2 separate regions of the Homo sapiens genome follow, and region 2 is linked to region 1. A link is an interaction called in ENCODE POLR2A ChIA-PET data of the cell type or tissue named here. Cell type or tissue: PC-9. All regions are shown on one strand. Each heading gives the region's core, and the rest is flanking DNA. Links, peaks and the distances in the headings are about the cores only.

Evidence for each region. Peaks named below come from ENCODE experiments on the same cell type or tissue, not always from the same donor. Only the 100,000 strongest peaks of a DNase experiment are listed, where the experiment ranks them.
Region 2: POLR2A ChIA-PET joins it to region 1 with 40 read pairs; 1 of 35 experiments calls an interaction of 5 or more read pairs at or near these places.

Annotation. Positions count from the first base shown.
Region 1 is chr15:74,864,873-74,867,771 of GRCh38, forward strand. The region is part of intron 1 of SCAMP2 (secretory carrier membrane protein 2); the gene reads right to left. Among named protein-coding and RNA genes, the nearest start is that of SCAMP2, 7.0 kb to the right of the region's middle. RefSeq lists an enhancer at 688-1,619. In PC-9, for the core only: no CTCF peak of the experiment used is centred there; a DNase peak (open chromatin) is centred at 1,389; H3K27ac peaks cover 1,084 bases.
Region 2 is chr15:75,651,591-75,654,489 of GRCh38, forward strand. The region is part of intron 1 of SNX33 (sorting nexin 33); the gene reads left to right. Among named protein-coding and RNA genes, the nearest start is that of SNX33, 5.1 kb to the left of the region's middle. RefSeq lists enhancers at 1-431, 1,396-1,948, 1,949-2,500. In PC-9, for the core only: no CTCF peak of the experiment used is centred there; no DNase peak of the experiment used is centred there; H3K4me3 peaks cover 1,327 bases; H3K27ac peaks cover 629 bases.

The DNA of each region.
Region 1 (2,899 bases), core at 242-2,741:
GGTCAGAAGTTTGAGACCAGTCTGGCCAACATGGTGAAACCCCATCTCTACTAAAAATACAAAAATTAGCCGGGCGTGGTGGCACATTCCTGCAATCCCAGCTACTCAGGAGGCTAAGGCAGAAGAATTGCTTGAACCCAGGAGAGGTGGAGGCTGCAGTGAGCTGAGATCACACCACTGCACTCCACCCTGACTCTATCTCAAAAAAAAAAAAAAAAAAAAAAAAGGCCAGGCACAGTTGCTCACGCCTGTAATCCCAGCACTTTGGGAGGCCAAGGCAGGTGGATCACCTGAGGTCAGGAGTTTGAGACTAGCCTGGCCAACATAGTGAAACCCCATCTCTACTGAAAATACAAAAATTAGCCGGGCGTGGTGGCATGCGCCTGTAGTCCCAGCTACTTGGGAGGCTGAGGCAGGAGAATCGCTTAAACCCAGGGGGCAGAGGTTGCAGTGAGCCAAGATAGCACCACTGCACTCCAGCCTGGGCAACAGAGCAAGACTTTGTCTCAAAAAAAAAAAAAAGAAAAGAAAAGAAAAAAGAAAGAAAGGAGTGCCCAAAATAAGTGACTGTGGGAGAGGAGGAACAGGTTTTTCAAGGGTGGGTGTGGTGGGGTAGGGAGAGGATCCGAGAAGATATTGAGTCAGGTTGGAGATAGCTGTGGAATATTTCTGGTTGGAAGGATTGGGAAGGTGCAGGTGTGAGTTTGAAATAGTGGTCTGAGCTCAGGAGGAAGCTGAGAACTAGAGATCTAGATCTGGGATCGCTGAAATGTGGATGCTATTCTGAAGTCATAGAAATGAAGGTATAAAGTGAGAACAGGGTAAACCCAGCACTTTGGGAGGTTGAGGCAGGATTGCTTGAATCCAGGAGTTCGAGACTAGCCTGGGCAACAAAGTGAGACCTCATTTCTCCAAAAAAAAAAAAAAAAAAAGCCAGGCACGATGGTGTTTGCCTGTAGTCCCAGCTACTTGGGAGGCTGAGATGGGAGGATTTCTGGAGCCTAGGAGATTGAGGCTGCAGTGAGCCGTGATTGTGCCACTGCACTTCGGCCTAGGCAACACAGTGAGACTCTGTCTCGAAGGAAGGAAGGAAGGAAGGAAGGAAGGAAGGAAGGAAGGAAGGAAGGAAGGAAGGAAGGAAGGAAAGGAGGGAGGGAGGGGAGGGGAGGGGAGGAAAAGAAAAGAAAAGAAAAAAAAGAAAGACAAAGTTTAAGTTCTGAACTTCCAATAGCATGAATAAAAACAAAAAAAGAACTCTGGAATACTCCTAAATGTATGAGACAGGAAGTGAAAACAGGCTGAGGAAGGTGAGAATTATCAGGATAAAAGAGGCCAAGGATGGAGAGAATTTCAAGAGACTGGCCAAACAAGCATGTGAGTCACAAGCAGCAGACGCATCCCAGGCTCATGACTCCCTAAGAGACCATTAAGATCTAAGAGTGAGGACATGCCTGGGGGTGCAGGGGTAAGAGTGGACACAGGAGTACAGGGATGACAGCAAGCAGGAGCGACTTTTGGTTCTTGGCACTACTTCACCCAAAAATACTCTGTTTTCTGGCCGGGCGTGGTGGCTCACACCTGTAATCCTAGCATTCCGGGAGACCGAGGTGGGTGGATCACCTGAGATCAGGAGTTTGAGACCAGCCTGACCAACGTGGTTGAAACCCCACCTCTACGAAAAATACAAAAATTAGCCAGGCATGCTAGTGCACGCCTGTAATCCCAGCTACTCGGGAGTGTGACTCTGTCTCAAAAAATAAATGAATAACCCTGTTTTCCCATCTGCCAGGCTTTCTGCTTTCAGTCCAAGCCCTCTGTGCCACAGGTCTCTGCCCTTCCTCCTGAGAGCCCTCCCAGCTCCTTTGGACACTGCCCTGATCCCACTTGTGATGTGCTGTCACTCTCAGTGAGCATTTATTTTCTTTCTTTTTTTTTTTTTTTTGAGATGGAGTCTCGCTCTGTCATGCAGGCTGGGGGGCAGTGGTGCAATCTCGGCTCGCTGCAACCTCCGCCTCCCGGGTTCAAGCGATTCTCCTGCCTCAGCCTCCCGAGTAGCTGGAACTACAGGTGCCCGCCATCACGCCTGGCTAATTTTTGCATTTTTAGTAGAGATGGGGTTTCACCATATTGGCCAGGCTGGTCTCGAACTCCTGACCTTGTGATCCGCCCGCCTTGGCCTCCCAAAGTGCTGGGATTACAGGCGTGAGCCACTGCGCCCCAGCCTCAGTGAGTATTTCTTAGCTCTCCTGCCAGAAGCCATTGATCACATACTGTGCTCATTTACCATGGTCTCCTGCACAGGCCTGCAGAGCAGCATGACCTCAGTGATGTGCACTAACGTGAACATCTCAAAGCAGCACTTGCTGGATGGGTCACAGTTTGCAAATGTGCACAGCACTCTTCTCTGAATGAACAGCAAGTACCCCTTGTTTGTCCTGGTTAAATATTACCATTTCTCTGAAATTAAGATTATCTTACCCCAAGTGTTTCCAAAGAAGACTTAACGGAAGAGTCAAAGTTCACCTATCTCTCTACCCAAGTTTTAACACCCAGCCTGGCTCCAGGTGCCAACCATAAAGGCAGGAATCCTATCTGGGCAGCTGTCTGTAGTCACAGTGAAGCTGTAAGAACCCTGCCATTTTCAAATTTCTTGAGACAATGCTCTGTTACACAGGAAAGTTCTACCAGGTCCATCTGGTTATTCCAAGAATTCCCAAAGTTATGGTCAAGCTGGGGCCAACCCTCTCTGGGAAGGTCCCACTGTCTGCACAGGGAAATTCAAGTAACTTTGTTCACACCCAAATCACGTTTCTGCCACCACTTCTTCCTTCCACAGGAGAGAAATATTTCAAATCCTTGGGAAGCAGCCACAACACTGAGATTATCTTTTAACTGCAAG
Region 2 (2,899 bases), core at 97-2,596, 790 kb after region 1:
TATCCAACTCCTGCTTCCCAAGCCTGGCTTCTCTTCTTGCCTGAGGAGAGAGCCAGTGGCTGCCCCAGCAGGTGCCTGAGTCCTGGGCACAGCTGGGAGGGCAGATGTCAGGAGAGAGGTGTGATCCTCCCTGGGGCTGCTTGGTAACTCGTCTGCAGGGCGTGGAGCTGGCTCCCTGGCCCTTGGGCCCTGAGGTTAGACCTGGCTTGGTGGGGAGTTTGACTCTGGGTGGGGCCAGGGGGCAGACCTCTGCACTGAGCCTGGGGAACAGGAAACATGTCACCCACCACCACCAGGGAGGGCCTGGGGTAAGCTGGCCTTGCTTTCCTTTACCAAGAGGTTGACTTCTATAACTTCTCCAGCTCCCAGCCTCCTTTCTCCCCTTGCTATATCCTCTTCCTCTTCCTTTCTTTCTGTTTTTTTTTTTTTTTCTCTCATCTCTACCTTTCTTCCTCCTCCTCTGAACTCCAGGAAACACAAACCTGAGTGCTAGTCTTGGCTCTGCCCCTAGATTGCTGTGCGTCCCCGGGGAGTGCCTTTGCCCCTCTGGGCCTTAGTTTCCTGATCTGTAAAACAAGGGAATGGGGTCCCAGTGAGCCATCAGGCCTTCAAGGGAGTGGGTGGGAAGGGACTCCTGGGGAGGGTATGGCTCAGAAACAGAATGACACCTTAGCTCTGGCTCTGAGCACTGGGGCAGGAGTAGGGCAGGGGAGGTGGCCAGGCCTGCTGGGGGCCCACTGGGGCAGGTGTCTCCCTGAGCACAAGTGGGAAGGCTGGTTCAACCAGCTCCTTAGATGGCTTGTTCCTGTGCAGGCAGCAGGAGGGGGAATGCAATGATTAAACAGATGCTCCCATGCAGTGGCTGGGGACCCCCCACCCAGAGCAGAGCTGAGGACATTAGGGCAGCCCCACACCTAGGAAGGACACCAGGGCCTCCCAGGCTGGGGGGAAGCCAGACCAGCCTTTCTGACCCTGGGCAGAGAGACAGAGCTGAGATAGGCCATTTCTGAGTTTCTACTTGAGGTGTTTCTAAGAGTCAGAGGCCACTGTCCTCTGTGCTGGTGCATTTGACCTGAAACAGAGGCCAGCCCACTGCCTTCCCTCCCCGGGAGGACCCCTCCCAATGGGCCAAGCCCTCTCTGGCTTACTCTAAGTTCTGGGCTCTGCACTGCTCCTCCCAGGCCTGTGGTGTGGGGCAAGTTAGGGAGGGGGTACTGAGACAGAACTGGACAGGCTTTGGGGACCACAGCCCAATGGGAGTGATAAGGAGGGGGTCCTAATGCTGGCCTTAGGGGTGGAGCCCTTCTCAAAGAAAAGAGAAGAACAGTTGGGTCCTGGGCCCCCAGGATTCTGTCCAGCCTGTCTGGACATCTGAATGGGTGGTGAGTGTGTGGGAGGAAGGACAGTGGAGGCCTAGGTGGGAGTCAGGAGACCAGGATTTGGACAAACTTTGCATCTGACATGACTTTGGGAGAGATTTCTCCCCTCAGTCTCTAGGTGAGTAAAATGGGACCCGAGGGTCTTCATTTCCTTAGGAGGGCTCCATGTCATGTGAAACTTACATTAAACAAATTTGTATGCTTTTCAGAAAAATAATAAAATGAAATAAAATGGGACATAAACCCTGGCTGGAGCTGAGAGGAGCCTGGTCCTCCCACGGGCCTAGTCCCTGTAGCCCAATCCAGGGGTCTCCTAAGAGAAGGGTAACCATATAATTAACCAGGGCAGTTTGGGGCATAAAAGGGGGCCCTAGCAATAGTGATCCCGGGACAACAGGGGAAAGTAACTGTCCAGGGCAAGCTGGGACGTATGGACCCCCAACTTGACAGCCAGCAAGAGCGGGGCTGGTCCTAAGGCTCACGACAGGTCAGGAGGGCGATGTGGTCACTTCCGTTTTACAGACGAGGTGCAGCGATGCAGATGAGCCTCAGAGCAGGAGCTGGAGTCCAGTGTGTCTGGCTCCGCAGCCCAGGCTGTTTCCACTGTGCCCTCCCAGATGGGGGAGGGGATCCCCAGGGATGGAGAGCTGAGCCAGAAGGCGAAAGAGGAGGGAGGAAGGCTTGGGTGCTCCTTCACTGGTCCTGTGGGCTAGAGAGAGGCCCAGGACCACAGAGCTTCCATGGAGGGGCCATAGGGACAGCGTGGCCAAGGCAAAGTGGCGACTGTAGGGACAAGTTCTTGCCTGGGGGATGGGTGGGTTCAGCCTCTGGGTTCTGAGCCATCATCTAGCCTTCCCTCTACCGCTCATCCTGTAATCTCAGCACTTTGGGAGGCCGAAGTGGGCGGATCACAGGAGTTCGACACCAGCCTGGCTAACATAGTGAAACCCTGTCTCTACTAAAAATACAAAAAAATAGCCAGGCATGGTGGCAGGTGCCTGTAATCCCAGCTACTTGGAAGGCTGAGGCAGAAGAATTGCTTGAACCCAGCAGGCGGAGGTTGCAGTGAGCCGAGATCAAGCCACTGCACTCCAGCTTGGGCAGCAGAACAAGACTCCATCTCAAATTAAAAAAAAAAAAAAAAAAGAAAAGAAAAGCAGTTTTCAAGCCATAACATGTAGCATCTGGAGCTTCTATTGTATCTCAGGTGCGCTCCTTTGAACTGTGTACATATTAGTTCAGTTAAGCCTCAACTATACTATAGGGCAGGTACTATTATTATCCCATTTTACAGATGTGGAAACTCCTTAAAGCACTATACCGTGTGAGAGGTTGTCAACAGCATCACATCTAGTGCAACCTGTCCCACTGGGCAGTGGGGAGACCTGGAGCCCAGGCAAGAGCAGTGGCTTGCTGGAGAGGATACAGCTAGGACTAGGACTCAGACCTCCTGCTCCCTCCTGCCCCCAACCTGGGGTGGATGTTAACTGTCTCCAAGAGGCAGGGGCAAGATGGATTGA